2 separate regions of the Mus musculus genome follow, and region 1 is linked to region 2. A link is a loop called in an ENCODE intact Hi-C map of the cell type or tissue named here. Cell type or tissue: gastrocnemius. All regions are shown on one strand.

What was found. Peaks named below come from ENCODE experiments on the same cell type or tissue, not always from the same donor. Only the 100,000 strongest peaks of a DNase experiment are listed, where the experiment ranks them.
Region 1: a loop joins it to region 2, with 2.0 times the contacts of the local background. A loop is called at or near these places in 6 of 42 quality-filtered maps.

The regions. Positions count from the first base shown.
Region 1 is chr19:45,624,677-45,632,676 of GRCm38, reverse strand. It overlaps Fbxw4 (F-box and WD-40 domain protein 4), which reads left to right. Exons shown (of 9, transcript NM_013907.2): 5 at 1,718-1,812. Among named protein-coding and RNA genes, the nearest start is that of Fbxw4, 32 kb to the left of the region's middle. In gastrocnemius, a CTCF peak has its summit at 3,276 (motif pointing right); no DNase peak of the experiment used is centred here.
Region 2 is chr19:45,569,752-45,577,751 of GRCm38, reverse strand. Dpcd (deleted in primary ciliary dyskinesia) reads right to left here. Exons shown (of 6, transcript NM_172639.3): 3 at 5,743-5,867; 4 at 5,214-5,347; 5 at 657-759; 6 at 1-281. The coding sequence ends at 177. Among named protein-coding and RNA genes, the nearest start is that of Dpcd, 13 kb to the right of the region's middle. In gastrocnemius, CTCF peaks have their summits at 3,524 (motif pointing right) and 3,728; DNase peaks (open chromatin) are centred at 3,276 and 3,744; H3K4me3 peaks cover 355 bases; H3K27ac peaks cover 647 bases.

The DNA of each region.
Region 1 (8,000 bases), 55 kb before region 2:
TCCGTTTCACTGATAGTAAAGATCTGACCACATGTTTATTATGTCAACTCCTGTCGCTCAGGTGCCAGGACACTCTTGTTGCCACAGGATGCTGTGCTACAGAGACAGGCTGCCACTCCTAACTGATGCTTGGAATTGGCAGTGTACTTCCTGATTCACTCCTGAAGATCAGGAACATTAATCTGTAGTTTGAGGGCTCTCAGTTACTACCAGCCGTCTCCACAGAAGCTACTAGAACACATGTTTAGGCTGTCCTGGAGATTATGTAAATCAGGAGGGCCCTCTTCACCACACAAGCACGAACCTGACTCTGAGGGAGTTCAGAAAAGGCAAAGGTCTCTTCCAAGCTGGGCAGTCTAAAGGAAGAAACCAGAAGGGCATCTAGTTATTACCAAAGGGTTTGGCTGCTAAGGGCAAGGCAGATGCTAGAATCCTGGGCTTACAGGAAATACTGAGATATGTGCCCTCGTTGGTGGTTTTTTGTTGTTGTTGTTGTTGTTGTTTTTTTTTTTTTTTTTTTTGGTTCCCTTCTCATCCAGAATATTCTCGTTAAATTTCTTTTCTTAGTTTTGGGGAAAGTTCCCCCTACTCTTACCCCACCCCCACTGCATCATACCCACAAACTCTGAGAAACACTCTCTCCTTTTATAGGGAAGAGATACCATGTGATCCTAAGAAGGCAAGACCACCCCCATTCCATCACTGCCCCTTACACTGAAGGAATGTTTCCTTAAGTTCTTCCATCTAAGGTCCTGCCTGAGTGTGGTGTGTTCCCCTTATAGCTCTGCAGGGACCTTGAGAGGTCACTGATCCCTCTAGCTGCCGAGGGATCCCTCTGTGGCTGCTCTGGGGAGAGCCCTGTACATTGGAGGTTTCCCTTCTGTTTGGTTAGAGGCTTATGTCCCTGTGTGTGTGTCATCTGGGGTAGGGTGAGGTGCGGGGGAGCCTTGTGTTAATGGGAGATTTCTAAATGCACTGAGTGCTGAGAGGCTCGGGAGTGTTGATTAGAGTTAAGCCCAGAGTGCCTGCTAATGTGCATTCCTGACTGATAGGGCCCAGATAGTGGGCTCCAAGCAATATTTTTAACCTGTGGAGATATGGAAGCTTAAAAGAGTTAAGCTTTTCTGCTACTTTAGGTGACACTAGGTGCTAAAATTCCCTGCTGACGCGAATACCTTTGGATCCTGGGCATTATGAACAAACAAACAGCAACACCCCCTCTCACTTTGAAGTCTTGTTCCCATTCTCTCCTTGTTTTGCAGTTTTCTTCTTACTCCTCTAATAGTATACATGTCTCCCCCCCACACTGTGCCTTGGTCTTCCCGCAGCTCTCTATGTGCCTAAAGTAAAGTTTTGGTGAAAGATAGGAGAAGGGAAGAGTCACAAACAAGGAAGTTTCTGAGAGAGGCAGGAGGCTTCCATCTGCATTTCCTCAGTTGAATCTCACGCAGGGCTCTGTAACCTCTCATAGCCTGGGAGGAAGAGGGACTCGCAGGGTAAAGGTTGGTGGTTGGGGCAGGAAGTAAGGCCCGTCTCTGTGGCAGCTGAACGAGAAGCTGAAGAGGCCCCTCTGCTCAGACCCTGGCTCTCTCTGTCTTCAGGACAGAAAGGATTCTCTGTTCCCCAGTTCCTCAGTCTCACTCTTCCCACATGGTGTTGGCTTCTTCCTCCTCAGCCCAGGCAATGCCAACAAGCGCATTTCCTCTCCTGTTTCCAGGTATGGCCTCTGGCCTCGGGCCGGCTGGGGCAGTGCTTACACACCATCCAGACCGAAGACCGAGTCTGGTCCATTGCTATCAGCCCATTACTCAGGTAAGGGAGACGTGTTTGGTTTTTATCTCATTCAAGAATGGTTTCATTTTATTAGGTCAGATAAGCTAGAAGTTTTTTCACTAGTGTATTCTAGGTTGCTATGAACCACTCTCCTGGGGATTTAAACATTCTCCAGAGACTTTAAGTCTTTGGGTCTTTCACTATACTTTGGAATTGCGATAACCTTTCCTAAGCATCTGACCAGAAATGTTAAGAGAAAGCTACATACTGGCTATAGCTAAGGGCAGTGTTACCTTTCTGGAGCAGATGTCCTCTGGGGTTGCTCCAACGCAGAGGCTTCTCAGTATACCTGAGAGGCAAGGACAGCAGCTAGCCTGCTGTTGTGACTCACTTCTGCTTTGTTCCCTGAAAATGTCTTCTGGTGTATCCCTTACAGGCTCTGGGTATCAGGAGAGGAGGAGAGGTTTGGGGTCTGCCAACTGGGCCGCATCCATATATGGAGAGGAGCAGAAACAGTGGCAACTTTGTGGAAGGGCAGCTCAGTTTTATTATTTGATGTCTGTGGTAGTTCGCCGTGCATGCTCCTGTTCATGCGCCTGGTTCTCTGGAGACCAGAGAGGGTGCTGAATCTGGAACTGTAGCTACAGATGGTTTTGAGCCACTGTGTGGGTGTCAAGAATCAAACACAGGTTCTCTGGAAGAGCATCTCTCCCCATCTCTCCAGTCCACAACTCTTTAAAACAAACAAACAAACAAACAAACAAACAAACCCCTAAAACCAGAATCAAAATAAGTCTTGCTGTGTAGCTAGGGCTTGTCCAGAACTGATTATACAGCCCAGACTGGCCGTGAGCTAGAGCTTCCTGCCTCAGCTTCCCAATGGCCAGGATTACGCCAAAATGCAGTTATTTCTTCTGCTTTAACTAGCCAGGTGTGTTGGCTCATGCCTGTAATCCCTGTACCTGGGAGGCTGAGGCAGGAAACATTACCCATGTATTTAAGGCCAGTTTGGGCTATAAGCATCAGCCAGCCTAGGACACAGAGTAAGACCCTGACTCAAAAACAAAGCAAAGTATGCAAAATAAAAATAAAAAGTAAAACTGGCCAGGTAGTAAGTGGTGCACACCTTTGATCCCTGCACTCAGGAGGCAGCAGCAGGCAGATCTCTGTGAGTTTGAGGCCATCCTCGTCTGCAGTTCCAGGACAGCCAGAGCTACACAAAGAAGTCCTGTATTGAAAAATTGCTGCTTTTTGGCTATTAATTGTTATTAAAAAACATTTTATTGGCATATAGTCACTGTACCTACTGTTGAGTTTCATGTAGACAGTGTCGTTCAGTGCATCGTGTGCTTTGTATCCAGGCTTTTAAAAGATTTTCTATTGCTTTGTGTGTATGGGTGTTTTGTATGTATGTACACACACACACACACACACACATCTGTGCATCACATATATACACTGTCCCTAGAGGCCACCAGGGGGTGTTGGGACTGGAGCTCAGATGGCTATAGCCACCATGTGGCTGCTGGGGATCAAACCTAGGTCCTTTAGAAGTTCAGTCAGTGCTCTTAGCTGATGAGGCATCGCTCCAGCTCCTGTCTGGGCTATCCTGAACCAAGGAGGCCTCTCTCCTTCCAGGGGCATTTAGAGACTTTTCTATACTTGAACTATCTTAGAAGTTAGTAGAGTCTGTCTTCCTGCTCTTTCCTGATGCCTCTCTCATCCCACCTGAGTGGAATTGGGAAAGTTAGAGGGCCACCACCTCCACCACCTCAGTCACTTGTTTTTATAAACAGGTTGGTGCCCCTTTTGCTCAGCCCCCTTCAGCCTCTTTCTCCTCACTTCATGGAGCCTGTAGCTCTCCTCTTGCTCTCTTCCACAACTCCCTTTCAATTTCTTTCTTCCTAAGAATTAGAGCCGATTAGCCACGTCATTAATTCTTCAATTTGACGGCTGATATAGCAGGACCTGAAACACATTGCTGACCTTAGAGAATGGAGACCCCATTCCTTAGCATATTGACGACGGGAGAAGTTAATTAAAATTCCACAGAGCAGAGGTGTCGGCTAACCTATAAACCTGTCACTTTTCAGAACAAATCATTCCAGCATCTTAGGAAAGAGGAAAGGGACAACCAGTGACCAGAGGGAAGCTAAGTGTATGGGGAGTTCTGGGTGGAAAAATGGAGCCAGCCAGCTTTGTCTCCTTGGCAGTTTCTCCCAAATGCCACCTTTCTGAAAGCCTGTCAGCCAGGCTTGTGTGTGGGACTAGAGAGAAGTGAGTGACAAATGTGCTGGCATCAGGGGACAAGAGCAGCTTGCTGGTGAAGGGGCTCTGGGCTAGAGATTGTCCGTGCACTCAGTACATGGAGGTGTGGGCAGGCTGTCCCCTGCACCCCAGCCTTAGAGACTTCTACTCTAGCCACATCCTCTGGAGAACGCTAGGTTACTTCTCAAGAGAAAAGACCACATAGCACCTATTACAGATGGTGTCAATAAGAGAAGTTGAGAAAGGAATTTGATTTGAGATGACAGTAAGCCAAGTTGAGGGTCTTGGCCATAACTTGGACCATGAGTAAGAGTGTGACTTTCTAATACTTGCGTTACTGTGATGTACGTACCACACTCTGTGCAGCGCTCTCTCTGTGTGGCCTTTCTTGGCTCTTTTCTGCTCTCCTCACATCTCCTTCAGTTTCCTTGCTATATTTTCCTTGCCCTGGATGACTCTTTTGCCCCGTGTTGGCTGACTGTTTAGTGTTAACTGTCGAGTTATTTGATATGGCTTTTTCCTTAATTTCACAAACGATGGCTTAAACTCTGTTTTTGTTTATTTTGTTTCTGAGACAGCTTCTCACTCTGTAGCTGGCCTGGAGCTCACAGAGATCTGTCTACATGTGCCTCCCCAGGTCTGAGATTCAAGATGCGTGCCACCATGCCTGCAGACTCTAGCTTAAAAAACTTGCATTCGTTCTTTCATTTATTTGTGTGTGTGTGTGTGTGTGTGTGTGTGTGTGCGCGCGCGCGCGCGTGCGTGCATGCTCACATGCCTTTGTGCCTTGGTTGCACATGTAGAAGGCAGAGGACAACCTTCAGGAATTATTTCTGCCCTTTCACCATGTAGGTCCCAGGGATAGAACTCAAGTTGAATTCTCTTCTAAAAAAGCTTGTGCTGGACATTCTGACTTCACACTAGCCATCTAGGGCATGTGCTAGGGTTTTATTGTCCCCCCCTTTTTGTATTTAGAAATATATGGGCTAGGATCTCTATACTGTATTATTAGGTCCATGTCTCTCCACTTTGTCCATGACTTTGAGTCTTTAAATAAGTAAATAAATAAATAAAAACACACCAAAAAAAATTTCTCTAAGCCTGGTAGTGGCAGCACACACCTTTAATCCCTGCATTGGGAGGCAGAGGCAGGCAGATATCTGTGAGTTCGAGGCCAGCCTGGTGTACAGAGCGAGTTCCAGGACTGCCAAGGCTACACAGAGAAACCCTGTCTCAAAAAAAAAAAAAAGCAAGCTCTCCAGGTGGGCATGGTAGAGCCTGCCTTTTCCTAGTACTCTGGAGGAAGAGGCAGGTGGATTTCTGTGAGTGCCAGGTCAGCCAGTGCTGCAGAGCAACGCCTGTCTTTTCTTTGAAGCTCCAGCTCTCAGCTTCGAGGCACTCCCTCAGCGTCTTATCTAGTGCAGCATGTGCTTAGTGCTTCCAAGCTTGGGCTTCCCTGGTCCTTCTGCCTCCCAGGAGGTGCATGGTTCTTTTGTAGTTTGCTTGAGGTGGCATCTCCATGGGAATCTCTCTTCCCTGTCCTCTTCCTTTGAAGTGATCCTCACTGGCTGCCTTCTGTCACCTCCCTGCCACTGTTCCTGCTGAATGTGTTTGTCGGTCACTGAGTTGGCAACGTGAGGGGTTGTGAGCAGCCACTGTCCTCTGAGGACAGGCGCTTCGCTTCCCTCGATGCTTCGCTTCCTTCTCAGTGAGCGTCTTTCTCCTGTTAAACAGTCGGTCCTGTGCACTTTGTTGATGATGTTCTTTGTTTCTAAGTTTCCCCTTCTTTTCATGTGTTTGTACCCAGGAACTTTTAGCATAAAATATGGGCCCCAAAACTCCAGGCTTAATATGAGGTGCTTCTGACCAATAGAAAGCAGAGATTCTGACCTGGCTCTAAGTATCACCTTTTGTTTCTGTGACTTTGAATTTTTAATTTGCAAACAATTGTAGAGGTGATATTTAATAGCAGTTATGTGCTCAAGGATATATTTGTTTTATTTTTTATTTTTGAGACAGGCTTTTTCTGTGTAATCTGTCCTGGAACTCACTGTGTAGACCAGCCCAGCCTTGAACTCAGAGTTCTGTCTGCTTCTGCCTCTCAAGTGCTGAGGTAAAAGGTGAGCACCGCCCTCCTGGCCCCCACATATCTCAAAGCTATGTTTACTCAAACAAACAAACAAACAAACAAACAAAACAAAACAAAAACTAAAAGGAACAGCAGGCTTCAGAGGCAGGTGGCAGGCAGGCAAGGGCTTTTCCCTTTGCTTCCTGCGAGCCCACCCACCCTTCTTACCCTGTTGTCAAGACTCAGCTCTTATGAAATGAGGCCCTGCTCCATATAAGAGTTTCCTACCTGACTCTGTTGGGTGAACAAGAGGACATAAAGAAGGCACACAATGTTCTTGAAACAAAATGGTCTATGTCTTCCACAGTTGTGTGGCAGACACATAATTTTAAAAAAATTTAATATATATAGCCACAATATACATATACATATACATACACACACACACACACACACACACACACACACACACACACACACACACACACACATACACACATATATTCACTGACTTCAGATACACCAGAAGAGGGCATCAGATCCTATTACAGGTGGTTGTAAGCCACCATGTGGTTGCTGGGAATTGAGGAATTGAACTTAGGACCTCTGGAAGAGCAGTTAGTGCTGTTAACCTCTGAGCCACCTCTCTCCAGCCCCTAGAAACACATTATACATGGTCTCAGATATAGCTTCTAAGATCACTGTGAATTCTTAATACCTTCCTATGAGTTAATACAGATTAATATATTTATTACTATTTAAATAATACTTCTTACCTGAGTGAAGTTAGTAAATACAAAGCTCTTTTCCCCCTTTATTTTAAATTTTATATTTGGTGTTTTTGAGGCAGGGTCTCAGTATTTATTTCTGGCTAGCCTGGAACTCACTATGTAGACCAGGCTGACCTCAAACTCACAGAGGTACACCTATTTCTGTCTCCCAATACTGGGATTAAAGGCCTGTACCACCATCCCTACCCCTATACAATACTATTTACAAGACTTTATTCCCCATTAAAAGTAGACTGGAGAGATAGCTTAGCAGGTAAGAGCCCTGGCTGCTCTTCCAGAGGACCCAGGCTCAATCCCAGCATGCACTTGCTCCAGTTCCAGGCCCCTTGAAAGGCTCTTTGAGAACCTGAAAACACTCGTTGGAGTCCAGAATTGACACAGGTCATGGTGAGGAAGGCCACCTATGAGAAAGACCTGGGCTCACTTAGGTACATGCTTCTGCTATTCCAGGAGCACGCAGACACTTAGGGCTTTGGTTGTCTGGATGCCTCCATCTACACTTGGGGCCTGTGATGAAATGAATCTTATGTCTGCCTGAAAGGAGAAGGGAGAGCATCTTGTAGCTCTTTTTTTCTCTGCAGACGCCATGCCTACTTCCCCGAAGTGAAAAAAGGCACTGGGTAGAGAGAGCCCTTGCCTCTGTGGACACCACCACTGCCGTGTGAGCGCCTGTGGTCAGAAAGGTTTCCCCACACTCTTGGGTTTTAATCCCTTCTCTCCTGCTTCTGTCATCAGGGAAATATATGAGTGGTATAGGTGTAGAGACTTGACTTAGCCGTGTTATTAAATATACAATATCATTTTGTGCACTGTGGCGGCCTGTTTGTTTTGTGGGGGATTAGTCCAAGTCTGCATGAAATGTACCAATTCAAGTTTGTAAAGTGAGTTGTGGCCTCTGGGGGGTTTGATGGAGAAGCTGTTCCTTCTTGCTTCATTTCTCCCAGAGGTGAGGGTGAGGCTGGAAGGAAAGCCAGCTCTGGACACTGCTTGGCTGTGGATGCTGGTACTGGGAGAGCAGGGTGTTTGTTCCAACAGCTACAGGGTTTGCTGTGTGCTGTGTGTGGTAGATGCCACCACCAACCTGCTGAAGTATATCTTTC
Region 2 (8,000 bases):
AGCAACTGCAAATGACTTTACTCAGGAACAGAGCCACAGGTGGAAGCAAGCTGTTCCCCACGAGCCAGTTCTAGGGGCTCTGTAGTTCTTAGAAGAGAAGAGGCTGCCCGCGCCATAAAACCCACGCCGGAAGTCTCACAGTTTCCTCCTCACTGGAGGTGCAAGGCTCAGGACAGCTACTGCGTCTTACAGTCCCCAGCACTGCCGTGGGCCGTCTTTACCTTCTTTAACTCCTTCTGTAACTCTGACTCAGCCGCCATGACCTCCTTTGGCTTCTGATACTGTGGAGGGAACCAGGGAGAAACCATAACTCAGTTACTAGATTCTCCCTCCACACTCTCACTCTGGCTCTCCAAGAGCCTCCTTGTATGGGAGGAAACCTAGGCGTGCCGGGTCTGAAGGACTTCCTCAGCTCCTGTGGCTGGGGAGGGGAAGACCAAGGTGACAACTTAAGGCTTGTGATTACCACCACTGCCCCACCTCGAGAGCTTTGGGGTGTGGCTCTCTCTTGGTCTCCTCCTGCACCCCCCCCCCCCAGATGAATAGGAGATGCCGGTTCTCTAACAAGCACACTAAGTGTTTGGGATGCTTGGATCCTGGGACGTGGGAGAGGGATGAGAAACTTCTTCCTGATGCCAAGTCTGGGCAAACCTTACAGAGATTATCAGGGTGCAGTTGGCGTGCGCAAAGCTCAACGCAGAATCCTCTAGAGGAAGCTGGTGTCTGTCTAGGTCAGGGATGGAGAACTTCTTGTAGTACCTGTGGGGACACAAGAGGCTGCTGAGGAACCAGCACAGCGACCCCGACAGTCGGGAGACACTAGGCCCTCCACAGCTCTCCCCCATTTTCTGTAAAGCTCGAGAGGAAACAGGGAGAGCCTGCAGAAAGGCCTGGTTGAGTCTGAGGTTCTAAAAGAACGGTAGTGGCCTCAGAGCCAACGGTGAGCAGAACCAGGGGCAGAGGGGCTCCCCATGCAGGGCGGGAACTCCCAACTACACAAAGAGCACCCCAAGCCTCAGGGGGCCTTCTCAGAGGGAAAGCACAGCACACAGAGCCATCTATCTCCCCAGGGAGACGAGCTATGACGCTAAAGGACCCTGGATCCCAGACCTGGACCCTTTTCCTGCCCTCAGTACTCCAGCCTTCCATTTTCACATAGAGTAAAACCCAAACCAACCAAGCACAGATCCCAGGCTTCCCTGGAGGAAATGCAGCAGAGTGGGGTGAGGCGCTGCTGCTGCTGCCCTGGTCAGTTGTCAGTGCTGTAGGAGTTAGGGTGAGGTGGGGATGGGGGAGGCTGGGGGGAGGTCGGAGATTTCCCCACACACTTATTAGACCAGAGCCTAAGGAAAGGCCCTTCCTCTCAAACAGTCTCATTTGGCAGTCTCCTTGGTGGCTGTGTGGGCTGGGCACTGGCCAGGGGCTGCCGGAGCCTTCACTTGGACAAGGGGTCCCTTTTTTGCAGAGGGAGAGGCTGTGTGGGCCAAGGAGGGAAATGCCTTAGGCAGGTACAACATGCTTAAGAGCTGGGCCCAGAGAGAATGGCTTTCAATACTTCAGAGGGTCCTGGCCCTTGTGGTGACAGCTACACTGAGTCCACTTCAAAAGCCCTGATGCCCCAGGGACTCAGAGAGTTGACATCAATGCAGCACTTCTGGCCTGTCCTCCCTGCCCAAATCCCTCAGTTCAGAAGAGGCTTGGGGGGGGGGGTCTCTTCCCAGGTTCCCCTCTCCCCACAAGTGCTGGGACCCAACGCAGGAAAAGAATGTTTACTTAAAGACTGACAGTTCAAAAGGAGTGGGGGCGGGGGACCCTAATGGTACCGCAAGTTTCTTTCCTTTCCAAAGCTCTGCCCCAGGGAAAGGCGATCCATCTGCCTGCAACAGGGTGGAATGCCTGCTTCATCCTCTTCCTAGCCAACAGGCTGAGCGAGGGCTTTTCCTGGGGCCCTGGTCTGGCCAGCAAAGGTGGCAGACGCTGATAATAGCAGAGGGTCAAAGGTTAAACAGCAGAGATTAGGTGAACACAAAGGCCGGGTAGGAAGTGTTAACATCTTCCTGGCAAATATACACAGAAAGCAGAACCAACAGAGAAGCGCCTTCCACACCCACTCCCAGGAGGGGCCAATGAAGGAGAAGCAGCCCAAGGTTTGTCCCCATCCCAGGCAACCTCAGGATCCCGGGGACGTCGACCCCTTCCTTAACCTACCCCTGCCACGAGTCTGGGAAGCGGAGGCAGCCAGTGCCAGCAGCGCAAACACTGGGTGAGGTTCAACAACTCCTTAAAGTGCAGTACCTTCCGGGTTCCCCCATGCACAGCCACCCCACCTCACCTACTCAGGGTTTGCTGCAACAATAACTGAACTTGAACTGTCCCCAGGGCCTGGATGAGAGGAACCCACCGTGCTTCTGACACAGTCAGAGTGCCTTCTCGGCCTGCTTTGCTTGTATTCCCTGTGACCCCCTCACCGGTCCCTTCCCTTTGCAGGCTCAGTGAACATCCCTGAGGGAGGGCTGAGGCAAGAGCGGGGCTGCTGAGGAAAGGTCCATGCGCGCTGCCCCACGCTCCTCCAGCCTGCACAAGGGCTTGGCGGGTAACCAAAGAGGGCTTCAGCCCGAGAGCTGCTGCAGCCCTACTTCCTGTCCCGGGCACATGGCAGCCCTACTTCCTGCCACTCCCAGAGTCATAATGTACAGGCCCACACTCAAGTGAGTCTGGCGGTGTGCAAGTTATCTGACCACCGAGTCCTGGCTTCTAGGGCTGTCACAGCATCATCACCATACAGTGAGTGCAGTTAGCCAGGCTTTCTTCAGATCCCATGCTTTGGCACCTTGACCACAGGACAGGGAGCACGCAGGTATCTGATATTGTCAAATTCCTCAAACAATCGTTGAGGTAGTATAAGCACCGTTCTCCTACGTGAGAAGCTGGCCTAAATACCACAGTCACATGGCAGAGGCTAGATTTAAGCCAGCATCTTCCTAGTCCAGCACACTCCATCTTTCCCCTTAACAGCTGCCAGCTTCCAGGCTGAGGTCTTATCGGGACCAGATGTACCACACCAGAATCATGTAGAAACAGTTCCTTCCTTCCCCAGCCCATCCTAGCAATACTGAGGCGGAGGACCACCACAGGACCCTGAAATCACTTCTTTAAACAAGTGGCTAACCACATTCTCCAGGGGCCAGGCAGATACCAGCAAGGCAGCTGCAGCTTTGGCTGGGAACTGCATGCTGGAATACTAAAATGAGGGCACAGCGCCAGGGGAAGGAAAGTGCCATGGTGGGGTGTGTTACAGATGCCCAGGTGCTCAGCAAGGAGGCCACATTCTTCTCTGCACAGGTCATGTGGTGCCGACTTCTTACATGCCTTTCTACATCTATTCATACACTGCATGTCTGCTGTGGATGATATGATGACCAGGAAAGAGATTTTTAAAGTATTCTGAAAAAAAATTAGACCCTGCACATATAAAAACACTATTGTGCTTTGTTGAAAGCATAGGTCACATCTGGCCGCCTCTCTAGCTTCCTATCTGATGGACCTGCAGGGGGCAGGGCTGAGCCTGGTTAGGGCTCAGAAACTCAGTCTCAAAGTGAGCACTAAAATACCATTCCCCTTTGTGGGAAGCCCACCCCTCCAGGATAGCACTCCCATCCTACCTTGCCTCCACCAGCATCTCTGCAATGTCCCCAGTCCCCGCCACTGGGTGCCACTGGGTGCTGGAATGCCCCACTAGCTACAGAGCCCCTGGCCAACAGCGCCACCTACGGTATATACGGTATATGTGTGCAGGAGATGGGGCCCAGAGGATCTGCTCACAGATGAATTTTTTTGGTGAGCTAGCTAGCCTTTCTTGTAGCACTCGCTTGTAATCACATTTCTGTCTGATATCTGTATTCGACAGTGACCTCTGGGGGATGAAAAGGAGGCAGCAGCCAGCTCCACAAAGTGCTAAGCCGCAGATTCAAGTGCTATCAGAAGCACTTTTGTTCCCAGTTTGGACCCAGGGCCTCTCCCGCCAGGGAATGCTTGCTGAAGCATGGAGTTTGTTTTCCTACAGGCAATTTCTCTGTTGTCTGAAATTGCTAAATTCCACTTTAGGCACTGACTCCTGTTAATGATGAGAACAATAACGGGAATAAACGGCCTTTTATCTTAGGACTTCAGCGCACTTTATAAACGTAAACCCTTATTATTATGACTCTGTATTTATAGACAAGGTCCACTACAGGGGCTGCTGGCTGCGTGTACAGCAATAATCCTGAAATTAATTCATTCATCTCTCCCTTTCCCTTGTCCCTTTAACCCTGCCAAAATGACAGGGTGTGGGGTGCTAAGAGGAGGACAGGACTCAGGGCTGCGCTGGAGGTGGGTGGAGGTTCCCCACCACCACACTCCCCACTTCCCTGTAGGCAGGCCTCTTAGGGGAACGGAGACTGTACCTACCACACCACCTGAAGGAGAGTGTGGTAAATGATACAGTGGCCCATGGGGCTAGGCTCTGCACCCGAGCATCAAGCTGGCCAGTTTGGCAGCTTGTGGATAAGAAGATAAAACAGAAACAAAATGAAGCCCCAGGGTGGAGGTGGCCACACCCTCTTTCTCGATCAGGCTGAAACAGATTCATTGCCAGGCTCTTCCACTGTGATGAGCCAGAGCGGCAGAAACAAAATGTGATCCCACCCCGGCCATCTCCTCTCAAACCTGACCACCCACTGCCTTCACCCAGCAGACCACAGAGAGAATCTGAAACGCCATCGCAGAGATTTCGGAGAGCCCAACGTCTGCCCACTTTCTCTCAGTCTGGGGAGGGACGGGGGTTTACTACCTCATTGTCTGAGACTTAAAGTCTCAAATTGCCACCAAGGCAAGCAGGTGTACCTTCCAGGACGTGACTCCCTGCCAATGCAGTGATGTCACCAAGCCAAGCTCACCAGACCAAGGACATAACAACCTTAGAGTAAAACTACCAGAGACTACAAGTAATGGCTATGTGATTACTCCTCACTCGTTGTTCAACAACAGTCTTGTGAGGCCCAGCATATGCCACCTAGGAAATCAGACACTGGCTGAGTTCTGCTGCCTCGATGGAGCCGCACAGTTAGCTGGTTACTCTGAGCACCCGCCTCCCAGATACGGAGCAGCCTGAGCGCTCACTCCAATCCACTCCTCTCCGCACACAGTAAACAGGCGCCCACCACCCTACTCACTTTTTGTTTGTCGTTCTAACAATGACGCAGCGCTCCTTCTGGGCCACAGACACACTATACACATCCTTCGGGTAGGGGAGATTTCGAATCCGCCACTGGAAACTTGTTTTGGTGTCCTTGCGCATGAAGATGGGCTATGAAAAGCAAATCAGCCCAGGTTGGCCTTGGACTCACTGTGTAGGAAGATGACCTTTTGGCTCTCCAGCCTCCACCTCCCCAGTGCTGGGATTATAGGCTTGTGGTATGATGCCCAGCCTATCAAGGACCATTCATGGGGAAAGGTACAAAGGCTTGGCTCCTCCCCATCCCTAAACTCCTCCCAGAGTCAAACAGGAAGCTCCTCTGCTCTTCTCCATGGCCCCCCACCTGAAGCAGCTGCTGAGGCTGTGACAGACCCTTCAGATGTACACACAAACCTACTGTGGCTAGGTGGGCATAGTATATATAAGGTGAACAAATTATAGACCCTGCCCTTAGGGGTCAGGAGTCTCCTCCCAATCCCCGTAAGACCCTGGACAAACAGACATACATTGGCATTACTTTCTTTGATGAGCTCGGATCCCAGGCTCCCAGCTCCTGAGGGCACTGGCTCTCCCACTTCAAGCTGCCACTGGCCCAAGGCTCCCAGGGCATTTTTCACACGCCACTTCCTCACTGCAAAGAGAAACATGTAATGGATTAAAGCTCGCTGCTGCCAAAGCTGACAAGACGTTGGATAACTGGAACGGGAGAAGCCCAGGCTTTGGTCTCAATGCCGGGCCTTGTGTATTTGAGCCAGGAATCATCACAAACCTGGGGAAATCACATGGGGCATTCCAGCAGCAGGTAACTTGCAAAGTCCATTTCAAAGGCGGGCACACAACTGGACCAGGGATGAAGCTCCGAGAGCACCCGGAAGAAGGCAAAGAGGCGATAACAGCCATTTCTGGAAACGGGACATCTAGGTCTCCAGATGGAATTCTAGTTGTGCTTTGCTGTTATTTCTTGAGACACAGTTGTACTAGATAGCCAAGGCTGTTTTCAAACTATTCCTTGTGTCTTGGCCTCAGGTGCTTGTATTTCAGAGTGTGCCTGCACACCTCCACACCAACACATCCTTGCACCCACACACCCACACACCAGCACATCCTTGAACCTGCACACCCACCTTTGGGTGCATTTTCCCCCCTCTAGAATGCCATGCAAAGAAAAAAATGAATTGAGTGAAAGCTGTTTTTGCTTCATGATTCATAAAGTCCAAATCAAGACATTCACTTATTTCAGGTACATCTGCCTTAAAACAACGACCAACAACAAAAACCCTGATAGCACCAACGTTGTATTTAAATGTAGTCTCAGGCTGGAGTGGGACTCACTGACAGTTTCCCAAGTACTAGGGCTGACCTCCAGCATCGCAATGAACACATAAAGTCTTCGGCATACACTGGATTCTTAGATTTGTTTATGTTTGTTTTATGTGCTTGGTCTGCATTTGTACACTACATTTTAAACGGACTCTAAGTGAACTGTTTTTAATATAAATGTAAACAAGTGAAAAGATCTGACAACCGTATTGCTTTACCAAGAACTGCGCATCACTCTCAGGTTAGCAGTAACCGCCTTGCTAACCTGCGGCCTCCCACCCCACCCCACGATATTTGTATGTGATTACAACTCTCGCTCTCTGGGCTCCAGGAGTGTTTCCATGATCTCTCTCCAGATCCCTTCCTCATGGCTTCAAATCCTCCCTCCAGCCGATCTGAATCTCCCCCTCTCTCTCCTTTCTCTCCTTCGTCTGGTTGGCAGACATCCCACCCTATTCTCCCTTCTGCCCAGCCACTGGGTGGTCAGCATTTAGTGACAAGGCAGAGAATAGATGGTAAGAACTGCTTACACAAACTTGAGACAGGAGATTCTTGGTGTACACATTTCAATGCTGCGTCCAGATTGAAACAAGACATGAGGGCAGAGAAATCAGTATTTAAATAACACAAGGACAACCTTATACACAGTGCACAAAAATATTAGCCTACAATGTACGGATTATAAATGTGGAGTTTTTTGTAAAATAATAATAGATCCTTACATTTATAACTTGATAATGCAAATAATGATTTTCAGTTTCCCAGGTTTTATAAGGCAGATATTTGTGAAAGGGTTCTTTTGTTGTTGATGATATTGTTTTTAGCCTCTGCCCTACACCCCTTTAGGTTTGCTTTTGATGAAAATCATTCAGTAGCCTAGGCTACTGCTGATCTTACGGCTATCTTCCTGGCTTAGCATCATGGGTGCTCGGTTTACAGACCTGTGCTACCAGGTCTAGTTTTTCTCGTTGTCTTTTAAACCAAGGCACATATTTTATGGAAGTCATAAATCCAGACGGGAGTCCTGTCGGCAGCACTGGGAATGAGCCCCACTGAGTGCTGTGCTGGTGGCTGCAGTGTCACCTGCCAGTGGCAGAGGGGCTCTGCTGAGGAGTAACCTCCGCCCTCCACCCTCTCCCTCCACCTTCCACCCTTCCATTCCTGCTCTGTTAAGAAGATGGGGGCTGTGGAGTTTGGGCGTCCTGCTGCAAGAGCTGAGCAGTCAGCGCTAAACTCCTGCAGCCTCCTGCAGCCACTCTAGGAGCTGAGCAACTCTGAAAGGCCTGGTGGGGGCCACGGCCGTTTCCGGGGTGGGGCAGCATCAGGCCTGGGGGCTTTTCATCAGCTGGGACCACTGTGAGCACAAAAGCCGAACACAGAAGCCTCATGTAAACTTAGAACTTTCCCTTGAACGTGGGCTTTTTATAAGGTCTGCTGCACTCTG